2 separate regions of the Mus musculus genome follow, and region 2 is linked to region 1. The links are chromatin contacts, found by Hi-C or POLR2A ChIA-PET in ENCODE. All regions are on one chromosome and are shown on one strand. The core of a region is the stretch at or near the end of the contact, and the rest is flanking DNA. Distances in the headings are between cores, read along the strand shown.

The links. Hi-C counts contacts between places; a loop is a spot of excess contacts on that map. ChIA-PET counts read pairs that join two places held with the same protein, here RNA polymerase II (POLR2A).
Region 2: a loop to region 1 is called in a map of T-helper 1 cell, with 2.1 times the contacts of the local background. The contact joins the promoter of Dnm2 here to the promoter of Ilf3 in region 1. A Hi-C loop is called at or near these places in 17 of 37 maps with a recorded cell type or tissue (CH12.LX, Patski, T-helper 1 cell and 7 more). POLR2A ChIA-PET finds 5 or more read pairs at or near these places in 3 of 5 experiments (Patski and embryonic stem cell).

What each region holds. Positions count from the first base shown.
Region 1 is chr9:21,364,909-21,370,354 of GRCm38, reverse strand. Ilf3 (interleukin enhancer binding factor 3) reads right to left here and starts at 2,484. Exons shown (of 20, transcript NM_001042707.2): 1 at 2,256-2,484. It overlaps Gm36198 (a long non-coding RNA gene), which reads left to right. Exons shown (of 3, transcript XR_870570.3): 1 at 1-1,764; 2 at 2,784-3,866.
Region 2 is chr9:21,422,788-21,428,233 of GRCm38, reverse strand. Dnm2 (dynamin 2) reads right to left here and starts at 3,326. Exons shown (of 21, transcript NM_001253893.1): 1 at 2,978-3,326. The coding sequence starts at 3,138.

The DNA.
Region 1 (5,446 bases), core at 1,235-3,734:
TGGGAGGCAGAGGCAGGTGGATTTCTGAGTTTGAGGTCAGCCTGGTCTACAGAGTGAGTTCCAGGACAGCCAGGGCTATACAGAGAAACCCTGTCTCGAAAAACCAAAAAATAAAAAAAATTAAAAAAAAAAAATCACTCCCCTAAACCAATAAAAGTTAAGGATGAGCTTTAAAAAAAAAAGAAAAAAAGAGAAAAAAGAAAAAGAAAAAAAGGAAAAGGCATACCAGCATAGCCTGCAATCCCTGACTCAAATTAAGGCGCATTGGGGCCAGTAAGGACTTCAAAATGAGACTCTATCTGGAGAGGAGGAGAGCAAGGAGAAAAAGAACTTCTGGCAAGATGTGGTGACTCGCAACTTTGTTCCCAGCACTCAGGAAGCAGAGACAAGAGGATCTCCAAAAGTTAAGAGGCCACTCAGGCACTCAGGCTACACACTGAGATCCTGTGCAATAAAAGACTCTTCCAGGGCTGGTGAGATGGCTCAGCAGGTGAGAGCAACTGACTGCTCTTCCAAAGGTCCTGAGTTCAAATCCCAGCAACCACATGGTGGCTCACAACCATCCGTAATGAGATTGTCATGACATCCTCTTCAGATAGTAGTGTCTGAAGACAGCTACAGTGTACTTACATATAATAAATAAATCTAAAAAAAAACAAAAAAACAAACAAACAAAAAAAAAACACCTCTTCTAACTCACATCTATACCTTCCTCCTGTACCAAGTCCTGACCATGCTAGGACGCCTTGCCCATAGAGCAAGATGCTGTGGGTGTAGTGACATACAAACATAATCCAAGCCCTGAGAAGGTTGTGGCAGAAGGAGTTCAAGGCCTACATAGTGAGACACTACTTCAAAAAAAGAGGGGGGTGGGGGGCAGGAGCAAACCTTTAGCCAGTTAGTCAAAGACCAGAAGTTGAGGAAAATAAAGAACAGCACACAGATTATTCACAGTTACATGAGCCTAGAAGACGAGACGACATTAGAAAAAGCCAAACGAACTTCTGCCTACAGGTAACCATTAAGCTACATCAGAAAAACTAAAAACAGTCACGCCCTTTTCAGCTCCAGTAGGAGGGGAATCCCAGGCTGGTCCAAATCAGCAAAGAGAGACTGATACAGCGCCCAGCTTTGCCAAGGCCAGCCTGGCACTAATCACCAGCCTCCAATCTGGACTGCAGACTTCTAGACAGCCAAAATATCTAGGGTCTGCCGGGCGTGGTGGCGCACGCCTTTAATCCCAGCGCTTGGGAGGCAGAGGCAGGCGGATTTCTGAGTTCCAGGACAGCCTGGTCTACAAAGTGAGTTCCAGGACAGCCAGGGCTATACAGAGAAACTCTATCTCGAAAAATCAAAAAAACAAAACAAAACTAGGGCCTGCAGATCCCATTCACATACCTCAGCAACCAGGAGCTACCACAACATGTCAGCTAAGGGTCAAAGACCTCTCAGCTCTACTGGACAAGAGCAGTGGTACCTGCAGTGGCCTTTCTCCTTTGCTGCTGTTCCTCACACTTCATTTCGCAGGCTGAGTGACTGCACTAGCTACCACTCGTAGAATAGTGGTAGAACTCTATAATCAACCAGCAGAGTATCCCACCCACAGAAACCTGAGGGAGAACCACGAAAGAAGTCCTACATGTCTCCTTTTCCAGGGACCCTGTTCAGGACCGTGTTCAGGACAAAGAAGACATGTTTCCCGCCATAGGAACTGGGATGAACCTGGCATCCTCCTAGAAGCCAGGGATGTACCTGAACAAAGAGGTAAAGCGGGTAAAGGAAGGAGATTTTCCCTTCTGCGCCGGCTGGGATGCTCTAGATATGAGGGGGTGTGTGCTCCAACACGTGCGCGCGTGCGCGAGGCCAAAGCAACAGACAAAAGCTCGGGCTGGGGGAAAGTAAGCGGCCCGTGGAGAGGGGAGAGTACCACAGTGCGTGCGCACCCCCCGGGGGCAGCGCCCAGGCCTGGGCCGAGGGGGCCACGAAGGGGGGAGAATGGATGCGCGCGCACGGGGGCACTGCCTCCGCCATTTTGTTTCCTCGGCACAATGGGGGAAGAGTAACGGCCAAGCGCGGGAGCGAGGCCGGAGGAGGAAGGAGCGAGACGCTGAGAGATGGAAGAGCCGAGCGAAGGGGAGGGTCGGCGGGATGGCAACAGACCTGTCACTAGCGTCCTCTTGGCCCAGCCATCGCTGACAAGTGGGAGAACGGGAGGGGGGAGGGGCGGAGGCGGGAGACGCCACATTGCCACTTACCTTGCCGGTGTTCCCGTCCTTCGCCTTCAGGCGCCGCCGCCCTCCTGCCACGAGCCTTCCGGAGTCTTCACAACCCCCCTCAAAAAAAAAAAAAAAAGCCACGCGGTTTTCGCCGGGGCTGCTTCAGTCCCAACTGCAATGGCGAGAAAAGGAGGAGGAGGAGCCGGGGACCGGGGGCGAGCGAGCGGGCGGGCGGGCGCGCGCCGGGGAGGTGCAGGGCCACGTGACTGGCAGCGGCCCGCCCCCGCATCACGTGGGCGATCCACCTAGGCCCAACCCCCAGTAGGCGGGTGAGACGAAAGGGGCGGGGGAGGGCACATCACGTGACGTTGACTTAGCGACTGGGTCTGTTGGCGTGACGTCAACGTCGGGCCAGTTCTCTCACGGGTTTGGTCGGCCACGTGACCGTGGTTGGCTTCGCTTCCATCACGTGACAGGCCTTTCTTGTTGTTTCTTGACTCGTTTTCACTATTGGTAGACCCGAATCACCTGACGGGAGCCCATCCATTTCGTTTGTTTTTTCCAAAGGCGGTTTTTTCCGAGCGACCGTTATCACGTGACGCAATGGAGCAGGGGTGGGCCCTTCTGACGACTCCAGTTCGTGTGCGTTCCTGGGAGTGCGCGTGCGCCATGATTCGAAGTCAGTCTCCGTACCTTGATCCACACTGCATTGAAAGACTGGCACATGCGGTTGTCAACACTGGTCCAGGGCTCCTACTCACGCTGTCAGGCTGCTGAGCCATCTCACCGTTCCTCATTTTTGTATTTTTGAGATACAGTTTTGCTATTTTACCCACACTGGCTTTAAACTCGAAGATTCTGCCTCCACTTTGATATCGCTAGATTACAAATAAGACCATGTCACTAGGCAACTGAGGGTTTAATAGATTGCCCCTGTGTTAAGAGTGCTTAGCGCCGGGCAGCCGTAGCGCAGGCCTTAATCCTAGCACTTGGGAGGCAGAGGCAGGAGGATTTCTGAGTTCGAGGCCAGCCTGGTCTACAAAGTGAGTTCCAGGACAGCTAGGGCTACACAGAGAAACCCTGTCTCGAAAAAAAAAAAAAAGAAAAAGAGTCCTTAGCATAGGAGGCCGTGGGTCAGACCCCCGTACCACACACACAAAACAGGCAAATTCCAGGCAAGGATGAACAGAACAAAGCTCTCAAACTCCCAGGTCCGGAGCTCTTCATATCTGGTGTCCATCTATAGGGATTTATTGCTGCTATCAGAGTTGGTGTCTGGCTTTTTTTCTTCCTTCCTAGGTTTTAGAGACCTACCTCACCAAAGTCTGAACTTGAGGAAAAAGTTCTAAATGAACCCATTTGTAGGAGACCTGAGGTGCTTCTGATCTGGAATACGCTCTAAATGACACACCTGTTCTAACAGCGCCGCCAAGTGGTAGACATGGTTAATACGGTTTGCCTGAGGGTTTTCAGATGGATTTTTAATTCCTTTTTTTAATGTGTTTAGTGTTTTGACTGCGTGTATGTCTGCAACAGGTTGTGTCTGTGCATCACATATGTGCCAGGGTCCACTGAAAGTCAGAAGAGAGTGTTGAATCTTCCAGAACTGGAGTTACTTCTGAGGCGCCTCCCCAGCCCCTGCAGACAGACGTTAGTAAACTATTTTTTCTTTCAGCCTTTCTCAGTGTCTGTCTGTATGTCTGTCTGTCTCTCTGTCTTGTCTGTCTGTCTCTTTCTCCGCGCGCGCGCGTGTGTGTGTGTGTGTGTGTAGCCACACGCTGTATGAAGGTCAGAGACATTTCTATTTTTGTCTTTATGTGAGATCCCAAGGATGAACTCAGGCTGATTATCTACACCCAGGTAAAGAGCAGAGCATGGTAGTGTACAACTGTAACCCCAGGCTGGGGAAGGAGACACAGAGGATCCCTTGGGTCTCATTGGTTAGCCAACCTAGCAGAACAAGCTAGCTCTGGGATTAGTGAGACAGACTGAAGAAGTAATAAAGACAACTAGACGGGCATCCACTTCTGCCCTCTACATGCACAAGTGAACATGTAAACCTATGTATACCATACAAAAAGAACAAGTCCTTTAAAAGTGCACCACTGTCAGGGCACAGCCACACTACCTTGTGAGCTGCAGGATACAGCTGTGACAAGCACTGTCACAAGCTGTGTCCTCCAAATCCTTGTCCACATCAGCTTCTCGGTGGATCCTGGGGATTGGACTCAGGTCCTCAGGCCTGGTAGCAAGCACCTTTGCCCAGGGAGCTGTCGCATCAGCCCTGCACCACAGCTTTTTCTTTTTTTCTTCCTTCCTTTTTTTTTTTTTTTTTTTTTTTTTTTTGGCGGGGGGGAGGGGGGCGCAGGTTCGAGACAGGGTTTCTCTGTGTAGCCCTGGCTGTCCTGGAACTCACTCTGTAGACCAGGCTGGCCTTGAACTCAGAAATCCGCCTGTCTCTGCCTCCCAAGTGCTGGGATCAAATGTGTGCCCCACCCCCTCCCGGCAGCTTTTTCTTTTTTAAGATAATGTCTCACCCAAACTGGCCTTGATCTCAGCAGAGAGCAGAGAGCCATCTCCCTCTGCATCTGGAATACTGAAATGAAAAATATTTATCACATTCAGCTCATACCACAACTTGTAAAATTGAAAATGGGGGCTGGAGAAAGTTAAGAGTATGTTACTCTGGCAGAGAACATACTCTCTTCTTCGTAGCCCCTGAGTGCTTGCAGTAAATTCTTACTGGGGAGCTTTGCCTGTCAGTTCTCTGCTTAAGCCTATTTTAAAATATCTTTAATAGGGATTGAACCTAAATTTGGTTCCCAGCAACTGTATCAGTATGCTCACAATTTCCTGTAATCCCAGCCCTCTTCTGATGTTCTCTTCTCTATGGGTACCCGCAAACATATATTAATAAAAATAAAGTAAAATTTAAATACATTGTTTTTAAGATTTATTTATTTTTATCTATTTTATGTATATGAGTACACTGTACCTGTACTGATGGTTGTGAGCCGGGAATTTGAATTCAGGACCTCTGCTCACTCCAGGCAACCCTGCTTGCTCTGATCTAAAGATTTATTTATTATTATATCTAACTACACTGTAGCTATTGTCAGATGCAACAGAAGAGGGTGTCAGGTCTCATTATGGCTGGTTGTCAGCCACCATGAGGTTGCTGGGATTTGAACTCAGTACCTTCAGAAGAGCAATCAGTGCTCTTAATCACT
Region 2 (5,446 bases), core at 2,077-4,576, 57 kb before region 1:
GGGGCCTCAGGCCTCTACCTCATTATTACTAAAACCTTCAGGGTAGTTTCAGGCTCTGTAGAAATCTGGACCTCATGTGAAACCTGTTACATTTCAAGCCCTTGGCCTCCAGGGCTAGCAATCTGCATGCAAGTCTCGGCAAGGGGCTGGGCCCACTGAGCTGTCCTAGTGTACACTAATGTTCTTAGAAAAATCTAAGGCAGCCCTGACAGGAAGCATTTTGAGCTGTCCCTAGGTGCTGGGCTGGCCCAAGCCCTTGGCACACTCTCCTTTGCTCCTGGCTGACAACCAGATGCCCCTGGATGGATATTCAAGAACAGCAGAGGAAAGAAACAGCACAAGGGTCAGACAGACTCATAGTTCTGACTCTGTTTAATAAAGTCCATAGCAGGAAATAAAGAATGGGATTGAGTGGGCCTCTTGGCAAAGTCCTGCAACACAGGTACGTTATGCATTCTAGAGTAAAATGAACTTAATGCCATAGTGGTGTGTGCTTGTGACCCCAGCACTTAGAAAATGAAATCGGACAACTGCTGCTACAATTCTGGAGGCCAACCTATGCTATAGTAAGTTCCAGGTCAGCCTGGACTACAGTATGAGACTGTTTCAAAATAAACAAACAAAAATTTTTTTAAAATTAAAAAACAAAAAACCAAAATAACCCCCACCCAGGAACGGTGCTGTATGCCTTTGATCCCAGCACTCAGGAGGTAGAACTAGGTGCATCCCTGTATGTTCAAGGCCAGCCTGTCTACATTCTGAGATGCTTTTTAAAACATTGATCAATAGCTAGGCTTGGTGGACTTGCCTTTAATCTCATCACTTGAGAGGTAGAGGCAAGTCTCTCAGTTAGAGGCCAGCCTGGCCTATAAAGGTGGCTCCAGGACAGCCAGGCTCTGTTACTCAGAGAAACACTGTCTCAAAAAAACCAAAAAACAAATAGATAAATAAACGAACAAACAAACAAACAAACAGGGATATGTGTATATACATATACATAAAATTTTTATTTCATTACCTAAAAGCCATAGGTGTTTTTGAGTATGAATGCAATCAAAGAGAACATAAATATCAACAATATTTCTTATTAGTTTGGTGCTGGGAACTGACCCCTGGGTCTTATTCATGCTAGGCAAGTACTCCATGCCCGAGCGTCACCACACAGCCCTCTCATGGCTTTTTTTTTTTTTTTTGGAGACAGGACTAACAATGGAGCCCATGTTGAACTCAAACTCAAGAAATCTCCTGCCTCAGACTCCCAAAATCCTAAGATCACAGGTGCAGCTAATTCAACCTAAATGTACACTTCCAAGTACCCAGTCCCTGCAGTCTTGAATCAACTTTTGAGGTTTTTTTGAGACTGGGTCTCAATATGTAGCCCTAGCTGCCCTAGAACTCTACTCTATGTAGAGTGAGCTAGCCTCAAATTTAGAGATGTTCTGCCTCCACAAAAGACTGGTAACAACAATAACAGAGGGTGTGTGTGTGAGTGTGTGTGTGTGACCCAATGATAGGGTGAGACAGAGAGAGGTGGATCCCTGGAGCTCACTGGCCAGCGAGAATAGCTGAGTGAGATCAGTTAGCTGCATGGTGTGTGTGTGTGTGTGTGTGTGTGTGTGTGTGAGAGAGAGAGAGAGAGAGAGAGAGAGAGAGAGAGAGACCCAATGAGATCGGTGAGCTGCATGGTCAGTGAGAGACCATGTCTCTACAATTTAAGATGGAAGGACAATGACATAGCTCAATGGATACTAGGACTTGCTATATAAGTCTGCGGCCCGGTGTTTAATCCCCACATAAATTTTGAAGGACTTCACAAAGATTATGCCCTCTGACTTCCACAAATGCACTCTGGCACACACTTGGACACACACACACACACACACACACACACACAATGATAATGTCCACAGCAAAGCAAATGTTAACACTGGGTAGGCACACACTGCAGCATCATACATGGAACACTTCCTGGAATGGAGAAGTGCTGCTGCGGGGAGAGGCAGAGGGGGAGGGGACAGGAGTAAATCAACATCCCTCCTTCACTCACTTCCTGGATCCTACAAACAGCTGCAAGTGGAATTTGCCCACTGGACAGATGGAACAAGCTGAGGCTCCCAGAGCTATCTAGAGAGCATTCCAACTGGGAAGCTCTAGGTTAGGGGATCCTAGCCCAAGAAAGAATCCTAAAGAATGTTTCTTCCCAAGTTCTCCAACCTCTGTCACTCAGAGAGGATGGACAGGCAGGGATGCCTGGGTGGGAATGGAGAACAGACTAATGGATGGATTCAAAGAGCCAGTCGGCCCAAGAGAACCAGATAACAGGAGGCTCCCAAAGTTCAGCCAGTCAGATGGCAGAGGCCAACTCACGTAAATAAGGGGCACAGATGGGCATTTGCACACGAGAGGTCACCTTAGATGGCTAGCCAGACAACGGTGGACTTCAGAGTGAGTTTGGACAGATGGGACAACCAAATGGTGCCGGTAGGAAGCCTGTCTAGAACAGATAACCAGCTAACCAGGCAAGAGAGCAGGCTCCAGAAAATAACTGGCCAGACAGACCCCAGGGGTCATTCCCCATGGATGGCTAAGTGGCAAGTGTTATCTTCAACATCTTAGCACACACACTAAGATTTCCAGGTAGCAGAAGGAAAGAGGAGTGGATCTATCCCGGACTACAGGTAAAGCGATGTCAGAGTTGCCCAGCCATAGCCGGAACTAGAAGCACCAAGAGGGGTCGGCACTGACCGTCTTGCCCCAAACACCGCCCACTATCATCGACTAGTCCCAGACTTGGATCTGCATCTCCAGTCCCTGCGGAAAGCCATGGAGACTCTTGCCCCAGACCTTATCCACTGCCACCGGTGCTGCGGCGTCCGCGAGCCGCAGTTCCGCCATTCCCCGCCCGCCCTCCGCGCCCTAGGCCGCCGCCCGCCCTCCCGGCCGGAGCCCCAGAACCGCCGCCGGCGCGCTCGCTCACCGGCCCACGAAGTTCTCGAGCACCGAACTTTTGCCGGCGCTCTGGCCGCCCACCACGGCGATCTGCGGCAGGTCCAGGTGGCAGCTCTGACCGATGGAGCTGAAGGCGTCCTGCAGCTTGTTAACCAGCGGGATGAGCTCTTCCATCCCGCGGTTGCCCATGGTGTCCGCCTCCGCCGCGCGGATCCCCCGACTAAGACTCTCGGTTCCGATGTGTCTGTGGCCGTTGCTTCCTCCTGCTCTGCTCTGCCGGCCCGCCCGGTCTCCCCTTCGCCGCGACGCCCGCTCCCGGCTCGGCCTCAGAGTCGCCGCCTCATCCGGTTCTCAGGCGACACCCGACCCGAGCGAACAACCCTCCCGGCCTCCGGGGCGGAGTCCGCAACCCTACTGCTATATCCAATTGGTTCAAAGCACTGCCACTCAAGAACGTGAGCCAATAAAAAAGGCACGAGGAAGGGCTAATCTCACAAATTCACTGGGTAATAAAACTGTCACTCTTAAGTGAAAGCCAATAGAAGTCAAACCGGGTTGTCAGACCGGGAAGGCGGGGTCTCTGGAAAAGACACTGAGGCCTCAGCTCACTAGGTTGATTCGGGTTGGCTTATTGGTCGCAGAAACGTCAACCTGCCAAGGGTGTAAGGGATCCATTCTTCAACACTGGATTGTCACTTGACACTAGTTAATTCCGTAAAAATTTCTCATTGGCTGATATAAATATCACTTCTCTACTCCAACCAGTAAGAGGAAAGAGAGCCGCAATCTTTTTCTATAGTTTCTATAGTTTTGTATGCTGGCTACAGACTCTTGATGTTCCTCCTGTCTCAGCCTCCCTCCTGCTAGGATACACGCTACTACCTTCCCAATCCTCACTGACAACTGTGTCATAAAAGTTCTTCCAACTTCCTGGCATTTGCTATCACTTTGTGATATTCTTTTTAAGCAAAAGGCCACAGTGCTCAGGGAAGCACACCGTGGTAAGGTTCAGTGGCTGTTACACCTGAATTCTTAGGCTGTAGTGAAAACCCATATTTTAGAAAGCATCGCAGTCGGGCGTGGTGTCGCGTGCCTTTAATCCCAGTACTCGGGAGGCAGAGGCAGGCAGATTTCTGAGTTCAAGGCCAGCCTGGTCTACAGAGTGAGTTCCATGACAGCCAGGGCTATACAGAGAAACACTGTCTCGAAAAACAAAACAAAACAAAACAAAACAAAAAAACTAAAACAAAAAAACAAAAAAACAAAACAAAGCAGAAAGCATCGCAGATCCCAACTCTGGAAGAATCCCAGTGCCAGTGAAAGATGAGTCGACACTTCTGCCTCATAAAGGCGTTCTCACCCTCTCGTGCTTATTTCTGTACGTTACAGAGGGTCAAGTCTACAGTTCCATTAAGCCAAGCAAGTGTTTTGCGGATGGCTACAACTGTAGGTTTATTTTTACTTTAATTTTTTTTTTCTCCTAGACCAATGGCTCAGTACTTGCTGCCTTGGGAGCCGACTCAAATTTGGTTCCCAGCACCTGCATGACAACTCACACAACCATCAGTGATTCCAGTTCCAGGAATCTGACACCCTCGTCTGGCCTCCACTAGAAACAGACACAGACATAATGCACATACCGACATGCAGGCAAAAAAAAAAAAAATCCATGTACAATTTTTTTAATTTACATAAAATAACAGTTAAAAAGTTTTAAAGATTTATTTTATTTTTATGCGCACCAGATCTGTGCCCGGTGCCCACAGAAGTCAGGAAGGATCAGATTCCCTAGAACTGGAGTTCTGGATGGTTTTATATGAGATTTTAAATGTGTGGGTGCTGGGAACAACAACTGTTCTTAACCACTGAGCTGTCTCTCTAACCCCAAACTTTTCTTTTGCATGCATGGTGTTTGGTCTTGCAGGAATATTTTGTTCACCAGAGTCATGCAGGACCAAGAAAACCAAAAGAGGGCATCAGATCCTCTCAGAACTGGAGGTACAGTTACAAGCTGCTATATGGGTGCTCAGAACTGAACCCACCTCCTCTACAGGAGCAACAAGTGCTCTAAACTGCTAAACCACCACGACTCCAGCCCCTTTATTTTAATTATGTGTTTATGTTGGGTGTGATATAGGCACATGAGATGAGAAGAGGACATGGAATTCCTTGAAGTGGAAGTTAAGAGCAGTTGTCAGTCATCTGATTATGGGTGCTGAGAACCAAACTATAGTCCCCTCCAACAGCAGCACTCTAAACCACTCCTCCAGCCTCCATTTTTTCTCATTTGTGTGGCTGTGGTATGCTGCCCTGTGCATGTGCATACGGAGGTCACAGCTTGACATTAGGCCTTGTCACTTCTCTTAGTTTTTGAAACAGGATTTCTCAGCCAAGAGCTGGTCAGTTCAGCTGAGAAGGTTAGCCAGCAGCCGGAACTGCACACGCTCACCACCATGCTTGACTTTTTATGAGGGTCCTGGGGATCTAGGCCACCATC